Linked DNA regions of Mus musculus: region 2 is linked to region 1. The links are chromatin loops, found by intact Hi-C in ENCODE. Cell type or tissue: heart. All regions are shown on one strand. Links, peaks and the distances in the headings refer to the core of each region. The heading gives the core; the rest is flanking DNA. Region 1 holds the start of Zim2 (zinc finger, imprinted 2). Region 2 holds the start of Peg3 (paternally expressed 3).

The links. Peaks named below come from ENCODE experiments on the same cell type or tissue, not always from the same donor. Only the 100,000 strongest peaks of a DNase experiment are listed, where the experiment ranks them.
Region 2: it touches region 1 in a loop (6-fold over the local background); 4 of 42 quality-filtered maps call a loop at or near these places.

Annotation. Positions count from the first base shown.
Region 1 is chr7:6,657,477-6,662,850 of GRCm38, forward strand. Zim2 (zinc finger, imprinted 2) reads right to left here and starts at 4,892. Exons shown (of 5, transcript NR_131759.1): 1 at 4,837-4,892; 2 at 1,383-1,471; 3 at 671-770. In heart, for the core only: a CTCF peak has its summit at 2,347; no DNase peak of the experiment used is centred there.
Region 2 is chr7:6,725,294-6,730,667 of GRCm38, forward strand. It overlaps Peg3 (paternally expressed 3), which reads right to left and starts at 5,126. Exons shown (of 9, transcript NM_008817.2): 1 at 4,965-5,126; 2 at 1,197-1,281. It overlaps Usp29 (ubiquitin specific peptidase 29), which reads left to right and starts at 5,290. Exons shown (of 8, transcript NM_001360502.1): 1 at 5,290-5,374. In heart, for the core only: CTCF peaks have their summits at 2,193, 2,395 and 3,966 (motif pointing right); DNase peaks (open chromatin) are centred at 2,588, 3,338, 4,258, 5,188 and 1 weaker place; H3K4me3 peaks cover 3,517 bases; H3K27ac peaks cover 2,715 bases.

The DNA.
Region 1 (5,374 bases), core at 219-5,218:
CTTCCCCAGGGAAGAGCATACTGACTGGTTATACCAATTGGTCAGCCCTGAAACCTTATACATATAACAGTGTATAGACTGGATAGGTTATATTCATATATATAAGGAATATGTATGTATATTAAGAATATATACAGTGAATTCTCTTAAAGTACACGTTGTTCTGCAGTAAGCTACACATGTAACAGCGACTAGAGAACTAGAGACCATGAATTTGATAGACAGCAGTGGGGGTACATGGGAAGGGTTGGAGAAGCAGAGTAAATATGATATTATGTTATAATTAAAAAAAAAACAGATATAATGGAAAAATTAAATGAGGTTGCTGGAAAAAATACCTCAGCAGTTAAGCATGCTTGTGGCTCTTGCAGAGGATCTGGGGTAAATTCCCAACACCTGCGTGACAGCTCACAACTATCTGTGATTCCAGTTTCAGGGAATCCAATGCCCTCCTCTGGCTTCCAGGAGCGCTAAATGAACACCGTGCACAGACTTGCAGGCAAAACACTCATACACATAAAATAAAAGTAAAACGTACAAAACAAATGAATAACATGAACTACTGCCTCTGGCCCAAGCTGAGGCTCACTGAGATGGTGAACCATCCTAACAAAGACACTGAAAACTGACCTATGTCAGTAACTGGGCTGTAAGGAGAATACACACTTACCTAGGGAGACCAGGTTCTGGTGAATTCTCTTAAAGTACACGTTGTTCTGCAGTAAGCTAACTCCTCCTCCTCCAATCCAGCGCTTAAAGGTCACCAGCTCCTAAAACACCAGAGAATACCCCTAAGCGATTTAAAAAAACAAAACCCCCAAAACCGGGAAAGAGCTTAAGTTGAAACAATGTCTCTCACTTCAGGCAGCCACTGAATTGCCAGACTCACACCCTAGGGGTGGGTGTGGCCTACCCCCCACCCCTACCCCACCCCCTCAATCCCCACAGCTGACCAGGTCTTTATGTCTTCAGTCTCTCATAAAAGAGGGTAAAAAAGAGGGGTGGGAAGGCTGGAGAGATGACTCAGAAGTCAAGAGCACTGACTGCTTTTCCGGAGGTCCTGAGTTCAATTCCCAGCAACCACATGGTGGCTCATAACCATCTGCAATGGAATATGATGCACTCTTTTGGTGTGCCTGAAGACAGCGCACTCCCAAACAAAAAATAAAAATAGAAAAATTCCAGACTTTTCAAATCTTGTTCTGATTAAAATGGGATGTTGAACAAATCAGGGCAGGGAGACAAGAAGGGAAGCATTCAGTATGAGCGCAACTCGTAAAAGTGAAGACAGCCTTAGACAAGTGGGGGTGGGGCGCATTAACAGGGAAGATCTAGGAATCAGAAAAGATCCAAGAGCCATGACAAAAGACAGCTTAACTCACTTGCTGTCCAGAAGATGGCAGAACATCTTTGCATCCTGATTCTGCTGGCCACAGGTTTCCCTGTATCCTGAAAGCGCAGGGTCCTGAGCCTAGAGAAGAAATATAACCACCACACTGAGTCCTCTCTGGCCACAGCCTGTCGCCCGCGTATCACCCTGTCCTACTTTGAAGCCAGCAGTATCCCTGGGCTTCCCTTGGCAAAGCAAACGATCATGGAGACCACTTCTGTTCTCAGCAAAGTCGAGCTCCAGTCATTTCCCATTCTAAACCTCTCCGTGGGCTTCCCACAGGTTTCTAAGTAAAGCAGGAGTTCTCTGCATCAGTGCTTTCTTACCTGTCAATCAAGTTCACCAGGGAGGGGCCTGGAGAGATGGCTCAGCCCTTTAAGTGAGCTTAATGCTCTCACAGGAGGACCCGGGTTCTGCTCCCAGCACCCACATGGCAGCTTGAAATCATCTATAATTCCACTTCTAGGGGATCCAATATATTTTCTGACCTCTGCATACATGTGATACACTATATTTATTCAGATGTGTACACACACACACACACACACACACACACTAAAATTCAGGTAGCTTCAACTTCTAAATAGCAAATCAGAAGTTTACAGGAACCACATGAAGACCAAGCTACATACTTGTGAGGATTAAATGTTACTGACATACACTGCCGTAGGTCTTTGTTTTTGTTTGCTTTTTGTTTTTGAAAGGCAGCCTTTAAGGACCCCTTCCTACATTTTCAATCACTAATTTGTAAGATGACAGGATCACCTTACCCCAAAAGCCTGAACTTACAATCATCTTTTATGGAGGTCTTTTCCAGGTGATCTTTTCAGTAATTTCCTGTTTCTTTCTCAGACTCTATGCAATTTTTCCCCATTCCCTTCTAACTTCAGCTCAGCTCTGTGTATAGCTAAGCTAAACTTTTAACTTCTAGGACAATACCCTGAGTGTCCACATGAGGCACTGTAACACCATGTATAGAATAAAACCCGTGGCAGGTGGTCTAGCTTTTAAAAAGAGAGACTTGTGACTAAGGGAAAGGGGGTGAATTTGGGAAGAGTTGGGGACACGGGATAGTATGAGCAAAACTCATTGTATGAAATTCTCTGAGAACAAATAAAAAAATTGAAAAGAGGACAAGAGAGAATAATGCAAACCAGAAGTGTAGCCTCTGCAGGTCTAGAGCCTGATGGCCAGGTAAAAAATGTTGAAATGCTGTTTGGTGGCACCTGTAAACCCAGGACTCACAATGTGAAGCAGGAGGATTGCAGTGATTTCAAGGCCAGCTTCAGCCACATAACAAAATTCTTTAAAAAAAAAAAAATGGAATCTAGGAAAGCTGCAGTCCCTAAAGGGATAGGACCTCTACAGGAAGACCAATTAGTCAACTAACCTGGACTCTTGCGGAGCTTTGATTGGTGAATCATCAACCACCAACCAAAGAACACAGATGGGCTGGACCTAGGCCTCCCTGCACATATGGAGCAGATGTGCAGCTTGGTCTTCATATGGGTCCTGAACAACGAGAGCGGGGCTATCCCAAAAGCTGTTGCCTGTATGTCGGATATGTTCTTCTAGCTGGGCTGCCTTGTCTGGCTTCAGTGGGAGAGGAAGGGCCTAGCCTTGCAGAGACTTGAAGTGCTAGCAGTGGGGATACCTGGTGGGGGGAGGGGTGGCAGGGGGAACCTCACAGGCTCAGAGGTGAAGGGCAGGGGTTGGGGCAGTTAGGATGTGAATTGTGTAAGTAAGATTAATTAATTAAAAAAAATTCTGGAATCATAAGCACAGGCTATTTATTCAATCTTGTGTCAAAAAAACAAAGGCAGTAGTGCCTCTTGCAAAGCTGCTACTTAACAGAGTCAAATGAATTAATAACACAAACCACCTACAGGAATACATGGTTTGTATTAGTGCCCTCTTTCCCATCACTCTTTAATAGCTCTTTCAGAACTTTCTATAATATCCTGGGATCATATTGATCCTTCTTCTCTAAATTCTCCCAGACCCAACCCCTTTCTTTACCCACCTGTGTTTTGTTTTGTAAATCAATCAAGTCCAATGTGTACTGCCCATATTCTCTCAGGTGTGTGGCCATTTATTTAGCGGAGCATGGTCAACTTATCACCATCATGGAGAGAGAAGGTGGGCTCAATGAGCAGCTTAATTTTTTTGTTTTTTTTTTCTGTGTCAAAGGTGAGGCGTGCCTGAATCTAGCCACATGCTCTTTTCTGTCCATGCCCCAGCCCTCCTGCTAGAAATAGCTATGATCCCAGATTTTCCCTCCTCTGGGTATATATGTAATCTAATATATATTGTTCTCTTGGTATATACATAGTGTGTACTTAATATATTTTGTTTGTGGTTGGAATTATTTTTATTCAAAGGACTAGGGGCTTTGTTTCCTTAGTGTTGAAAGCCCCCTAGTTCTAACCTAGTAACCTGAATTCCTGAGACTGATACTGGAAAAGGATGAACTTGCAGTCCCCATATTTTAGATCCTCTTGCACTGGACATTTAGCCATTCATTAAAAGTTCACTTTTGGGGCTGAAGGGTTAGTGCTTAAGAGCACTGTCTGCTCATTCAGAGGTCCTGAGTTCAATCCCCAGGAACCACATGGTGGCTCATAGCTTTCTATAGTGTGATCTGATGCTCTCTTCTGGCATGTATGTGTACATGCAGAGCGGGCACTCATATACACAAAATCAATAAATCTAAAGAAAAAAGTTCATTCTTGCCCTAAAATAAAAAAGATAAGAAAAAAATCAGTATATTTATACTGAACATATCAAGTCTAGATTCTTTGGTAGTGTTGATTTTAAAAGAACACTGCCTTTTAAAAAGTTATGCACGTATGTGGGTATGCAGGTGCCCCACAAAGCCAGAGGCATCATTCTCCCAGGAACTGGAAGTACAGAAGGTTGTATGTTGCCTGGTATGGATGCTGGGAATTGAACTCAGGTCCTATGTAAGAGCAATACACATTTTTAACTGCTTAAAGGAGGAGGTATACATGAGGAGGGACAGTGAGAGGCAGGGTAGGGCTGAGATAGAGGAAGAGCTGGGTTGACGCTGTTCTGGGGAGTAATCCAAGATACAGCCCAAGATCTTGGGTTTCGGGAGGATGTGGACCAGAGGCAGCCTGGGGGGAGGGAAATGGAAAGCCCTGGGTGCACAAGACAATGATGGGACAAAAAGGCCATTTAGCCACGACTCTTCAAAGTCAGCCTCCAACCATAGGTTCTTTCTCACAAGCCTATCCAACTCTTCATGCACTATGCACTCATTTTTCCACAGCAAGCTCACCAAAGCCCCCACGGCATAATACATTACAGGACCTCATGCCACCTATTTTTGTCGCCTCCCTCAACCCCATGTGTCCCCTACTGCCCCAGCAGGTCCATAGTTCCCATTATGGAATCTCAATTTTCTCAGACACTCCAACACTCACCTGGCTCTCTGAAGGTTCTCGGCAGACTGAATTTCCAGAAATTTCCTGCTCCAAATTCCTGGGAGAGCGCATGCCCAGTCAGAGGTTCACGCATGCGCACTAGGGCAACTCCCACTCAGTGGGGGTGGGGAATAACAATTCACGGGAGTGGGTGGGGGCTGGTGGGGCCTCCCACGCAGTGAGAAGGGTCACGTGGTGGTGGTGGTGGTGGTGGTGGTGGTGGTGGTTGGGGGGAGGGGTTCGATGGGGGAACCTGGCAAGGATAGAGTTGGCGTCCCAGAGGCAGTATTGATGCAAGCAACTCTCTGTGACCTTCGAGTTCATGCCTCAACTTACTGAAGAGTTGCTACATAATTTCAAAATTTTGAAAATTAAAAGTTAACGGTGAAATTATTTTCCTATCATGGGTGACCAGATTTTCACACACACACACACACACACACACACACACACACACACACACACGCAATTACCCAGGTGACCATTTGAATGGCTTTGAAATGAACTTCCAGGATACCCCTCCCCTTACAGGAAATGG
Region 2 (5,374 bases), core at 231-5,230, 68 kb after region 1:
GGCAGCTAGTTTGCTAAGCACATTTCCTTACGTTCCAGGTAACAGGAGTTCTCATTCAGTAGGGATTATACCACTCACTTCTGAAGTGCCAGAGTCTGGCATGAGTCTGTCCCAAATAGGCTGAGTATCAACACTTGCGGATGGATTGAACAAATGGACAACATTTGGATATTCTGCTCACTTCTCCTCATCATGTGATTCATCATGTCTGGTCTGAATCAGTCAGCAAACTAGTAAAAGAGGGAGCAAGTTCTGTGAGGTCTCCCTCCTTGGCAATACTCCAACATGCCCCCTTCATGTCTTCCAGTGCTGGGGCTCTAAGCCAAACCACCTCTCACCCAAACTTAAGGTGGTCTCCCCACACCAGGTGTGCCTACCCTGCCCTCTGCACCTTGAAGCCAGATGATTTCTACAAATGTGCACGTGATCTTCATGTCATTTTTGTGATGCAAACGTCTCAGTGGCTTCCCATGTACTTCCGGTTAAGCCCAAATACTTACCATTGATTTTAAGGCCTATCATGATGAAGCCCTCAAACTTACCTTTTCTGTCCTCAGTCAGTTGTAATCCATCTCTTCTCTTGTTCTAGGCATCCTGGGTTTTCAGCTTCACTCTCCGCATCCCTCAGGAACATCTTTGAGCCCTCTGACCAATTTATTCTCCCCATGAAACATACCATTTATAATCCTTCAGAGCTCAGCTTTAAGATTCCCAAGTACCTCAGGGAGGCGTCTCTCCCAGATTAAGTTAGTTTCTCCATGCAAATGTGTACTTTCAAGGAAATAAACCATACAATCGTATTTTATACATTTTAATTCTCCCATAATACTCCATGAAAATACTTCTTTTCTCAGTTGAGATGGTATCCCTGGTATGTGGTACAAAGCATATACTAGGTTGTTGCAGGTAAATAGAGTTTCTCCTGCTTCTTAGTTGCCCAACAAAAGGCAAACAGGAAGCCTGAAGGAGCACCTGAGTGTCAGGGGAAAAATAGGAGACTGGAAATGATGGAATAAGACTAAGGGGACAAATCCTAGCAAATTCATTACCCACCAGACAGGTATGTATATTCTCAGAAAGTACAAATGGTGTTCTTGTAGTTGTGTAACATATATGTGCATCACGAAAATGTCAGTGTGAGGAAGAGAAGAGGAAACTTCAAAGATGGGTGTGGTACTCTGAGGTGTATCACTCACCTGGACCAGCCACCTAGCTGTTGGAGGACCTAGTCTTCCTCTTGCCAGTTGTCTCCAAAAAGGATAGAAGATCAAGAAGGTAGGGCTATGGAGAAGAAAGAAAACATGAAGCACCCAATTTATTTCACAATTACAGTGTTCTTTGGGTGGGAAGCAACCACTTTTTTCCCCCTACAAAGGCAGACATCAAATGTGTCCAGGATACCACCCAGAAAATGCCCTCGGTAATCAATTATTCCCAAGACACATGATGTACCCTGGACTCTAATTATATGAAGAGCACTGAAGACCTTCCTGGGGTCTCTTGGTAACTTCAGGGGATTCTGGATTAAGTAATGAACCCAAGAACCCAACTGGTTATTAATTAACCATATGACATCACCTATCCTATAAGTGCAAGGAAACATATTGCAGGTGAAAACTAGAGGGAAACAAATGACCAGGGAGAGACTTAAAATACTCTGATAGTCAAAGTAGCCTTCTAGTGGCTTTAACAATCTTCTGGGTGTTGCCAGTGATTCACATAACCACACCCCTTTCCCAGGATTCTGAGCTGGGCAATTGGGTGAGTCCCTTCTGGTGCCCCCGTATGAAAATATTGGCTCCAGTCACCTATGTGTGGATGTAAGATGGAGGCACTGTAGCCCCTGACATCTGCCAGTACCTAAGATAAAACACCTAAGGTCCCACTACCAAGATGAAACAGGGCTCTGTAACTGTCACTAATAAAAAGCCAGCCTCTTCTTCAGACCTGCTGCCTGCAGGTGACACATCCACAGTGAAAAATTCAGACACCCCCTTGTGGCCAACAAAGATGGCGCCAATGAAGGTGGAGGACCAGTTCAATCAGGAATCGAATCCTGAAGCGAGGTCCTGTTGTCATTCAAGATGACACCTGCACAGATAATACCAGATGCCCCCTTGTGGCCAACAAAGATGGCGCCAGAGGGAGGAGGGTACTGCAGTCAGTACCAGAGAGCCCCTCCTTCGGGCCGCCTCCTGCAGCAAGCCCACTTGTCATTCAAAATGACACTGGCGGAATGAATACCAGACGCCCCCTTGTGACCAACAAAGATAGCGACAGGGCCGGCGGACTTCTGTGGCCCAGTCACTCAGAAAGAGCTCCTCCCTCGGCCCTGCCCCTGCAGCCAACCCAGCTGTCATTCAAGATTGCTCATGCGCCATAAATGACAGAGACATAAAAAATAATGCCATGGTGAACAGGGCTGTATCGTCCCTTGGACCAGAGATTCTTTCCTTCCCTCTTGCCTGCCTCTAGTGGCCACTCCAGCTATTACTCAAGGTGACAGCAGTGCAAAAAAACACTAGACAACAACCCCCAACCATGACAAGTAAAGATGGCGCCCAGGTGGGCAGGGTTCTGTAGTCCAGATCAGAGCTCCGCCCTCTGGCCCTCCTTCTGCAGCAAAACAAGCTGTCATTCAAGATGGCTACTGCACCAGAAACGTCAGCAAAGATGGCGTCAGGTGGGCAGAGCTCCCTGCTCATTCTGAATGAGAGAGACCACACCCCTTTGGCTAGCTTCTTTCAGCCGGCCAGTCCTGCAGTCATTCAAGATGACACCCTTACTTCAGACACCGCCTCCCCATGGCCAACAGTGGTGACGCTAAGGATAGACAGGGGTGAGTTGTACCATCAGTCAGGATAATAACCCCTTCCTAGGGCTTGCCCCTTGCAAGACAGCTTAGCACTCAGGACCATAAATCCTCTCTCTAGCCTGCCTCTTGCAGCCAGCCAGTCCAGCTGTCAATCAAAATGGCACCTTCAGTGATCACTTCAGACACACCATGTATGGCAAACAGATGACGCCAAGGTGGGTGGAACTGGTTTCCAATCAATCATGACAAGAAAGCTCCTCCCTCAGATCCCACCCCCAGCCAGCCTGTCATTCAAGATGGCGTCTGCACCATAAAGGTTAGCGCGGCCAGCTATTGCTGGCAAAGATGGCGCCAAATTGGGCGGGGCTCTGTGAGCACTCAAGACCAGAGAGCCCCTCCTCCTGACCCGCCTCTTGCCGCAAACACATCCAGCTGTCACTCAAGATGACACCCGCTGAGAACTTCACAGGCCCATAAAGCTGTGTGGCCACGTCAATCAAGGCCTGAGCCCCACCCTCAGGCCCACCCCCTGAAGCCGGATGGGCTGTCATTCAAGATTGTGCCTCACTATATCAGCAGCCACTCTTCATAGCCCCGCCCTGCCACTCCCTTCTTCACCATCAGCCAGCAAAGATGGCGTCAGGGTAGGTGGGGCTTTGTGGTGACTCAGGATTATAAAGCCCCTCCTTATAGCCCGCCTCTATGCAGCATGCCCGTCCAGCTGTCATTCAAGATACCTGCAGAGCATCGAAGCCCCGCCCTTGGCCAGGAAAGATGGCGCCAGGATGGGCGGAGCTATGAGGCCTTGTCATTCAGAATAATAACCCCTCCCTAAAGCCCACCTCCTGCAGCCATCTGGGCTGTCACTCATGATGGCACCTATTACAGTTTCTGTCTGTGGCGCGGGTATAACCAGCAAAGGTGAACAAGGTCCTGTTGTCTGTCAGTCACTCAGGACGATAGCCTCTCCCTCCAGACAACCGGGCGACACTTTTTAACTCTTCATAAACCCCACAGTGCTCCTCATAAATGGAGCCAGATACAGTCCAGGGTCAAAAGACCCGTCACTTGATGTCAATTTGAGGCTCTGCAACCAAAATCTAGCCACAGAAAAATGGATTGTTTGAGCCTGCCGTTCCATCCTTTAAATGGAAGGCCGCGAGATGGCAGCATTCGTGCGGCAAACTAAGACTGAGTGAGGGTCTAGGCCACTCGGCCAGTCAGATAAGCCGACAACTGGGGTGCATCTTTACTGCCAACTAGCAAAGGAAGAGCCAGAGGAGCTAGCACCCCATAGACTCAAGCCACTTCGGCCTTTTAGTCTCTTTATCTGATGCTAAAGCGGCGCCTGCGCGGCAAATCCGCGGTCATTTCAAGATGGCGCCAAGCGGGCTGGGCCTGCTGAGTCCGCCATGGCCCCGCCCCCACCATAGGCAGCCAATCAGGATAAGCCTGTGCAGCAAACCTGTCTCCACCCTCCAAGATGGCGCCAACTGGGTGGAGCCGAAAAGTATCTCACAGCTTCTGCTTTAGTCCCGCCCCTAAGCTGCCCTCAGCCCCGCCCACCGCCACTGCGGCAAAACAAGACCCGCCCCCAAGAACAGTGCCGCGCTTAGCGGTAGATGGCTAGATTGCGAAGACCCTGCCAGCCAGACGACCTGGCGATCGGGTTAACCGCATAGCCCTTAGACTTTGCTGAGCAAAGAAAATGAAACCACAGAAGAGGTTGCTCAGAGACGGCACTCTGATGTCCACTGTGGTGGTCTTGTAACAGGACTTCTGCATCATCTGCGTGGCTGGCCACGCAGATGAGACAGGGAGCCTGGATTCTCCCGGGATTCTGGGTGGTTCACACCTAAAGCCCTAAGACCCTAAGATCGCGGGACCCTGAGGCTCCGAGGCCTGGACCTATAGAATACCTCTTTAAATCCCTGTCACCTAAATGGCATCCCTGCGGCAACACGGCCGCTCCGTGGTGATTCCCCCTTCCCGAAGGCGCAGTCTGCAGCCTTGTCAGTTACCCTTGGGAGCCGTGATATGGTCTGCCGCCCCTGGCCCGCGGCAACGCACCCCAAACACCATCTGAACTCTGCAGACGGTATCTAAGAGGGTGCATGCTGCAGAGCAGCCAGGTGGCCGGCTGACTCACCTCCCGGAGCACAGCACTCTACGCACACACCCCGACCAGGGTCGGCAGTCTAGTGCACCCACACTGAACCGGGCGCCCGGCGGCGCCACCAGCCCAGGGTGGACATCTCTCCGCTTCTCCTCCGATGCTCGTCCTCCCGCGACTCCTGACTCCCCAGCGTCTGCAGCAAGGGCTGCGGGACACCTCCTTGTCAGGGTCCTCTGCAGAGGCGGAGCTTCCTCTCTAACCAATCCAAGACCCCATTCCCCGCTTTGGGCCCTCACCACGCCTCCCACACCCTGCCAATCAGACTGCTGTTGTCAAGGCAACAGCTTGGCGCCAAGGCACGGAGTTGACGTCAACGGAGTCAGTGTTAGGGGCCCCCAAGCAGAGTCTGGAAAAGGGGGATGGGATGTGGGTGTGAAGGGATG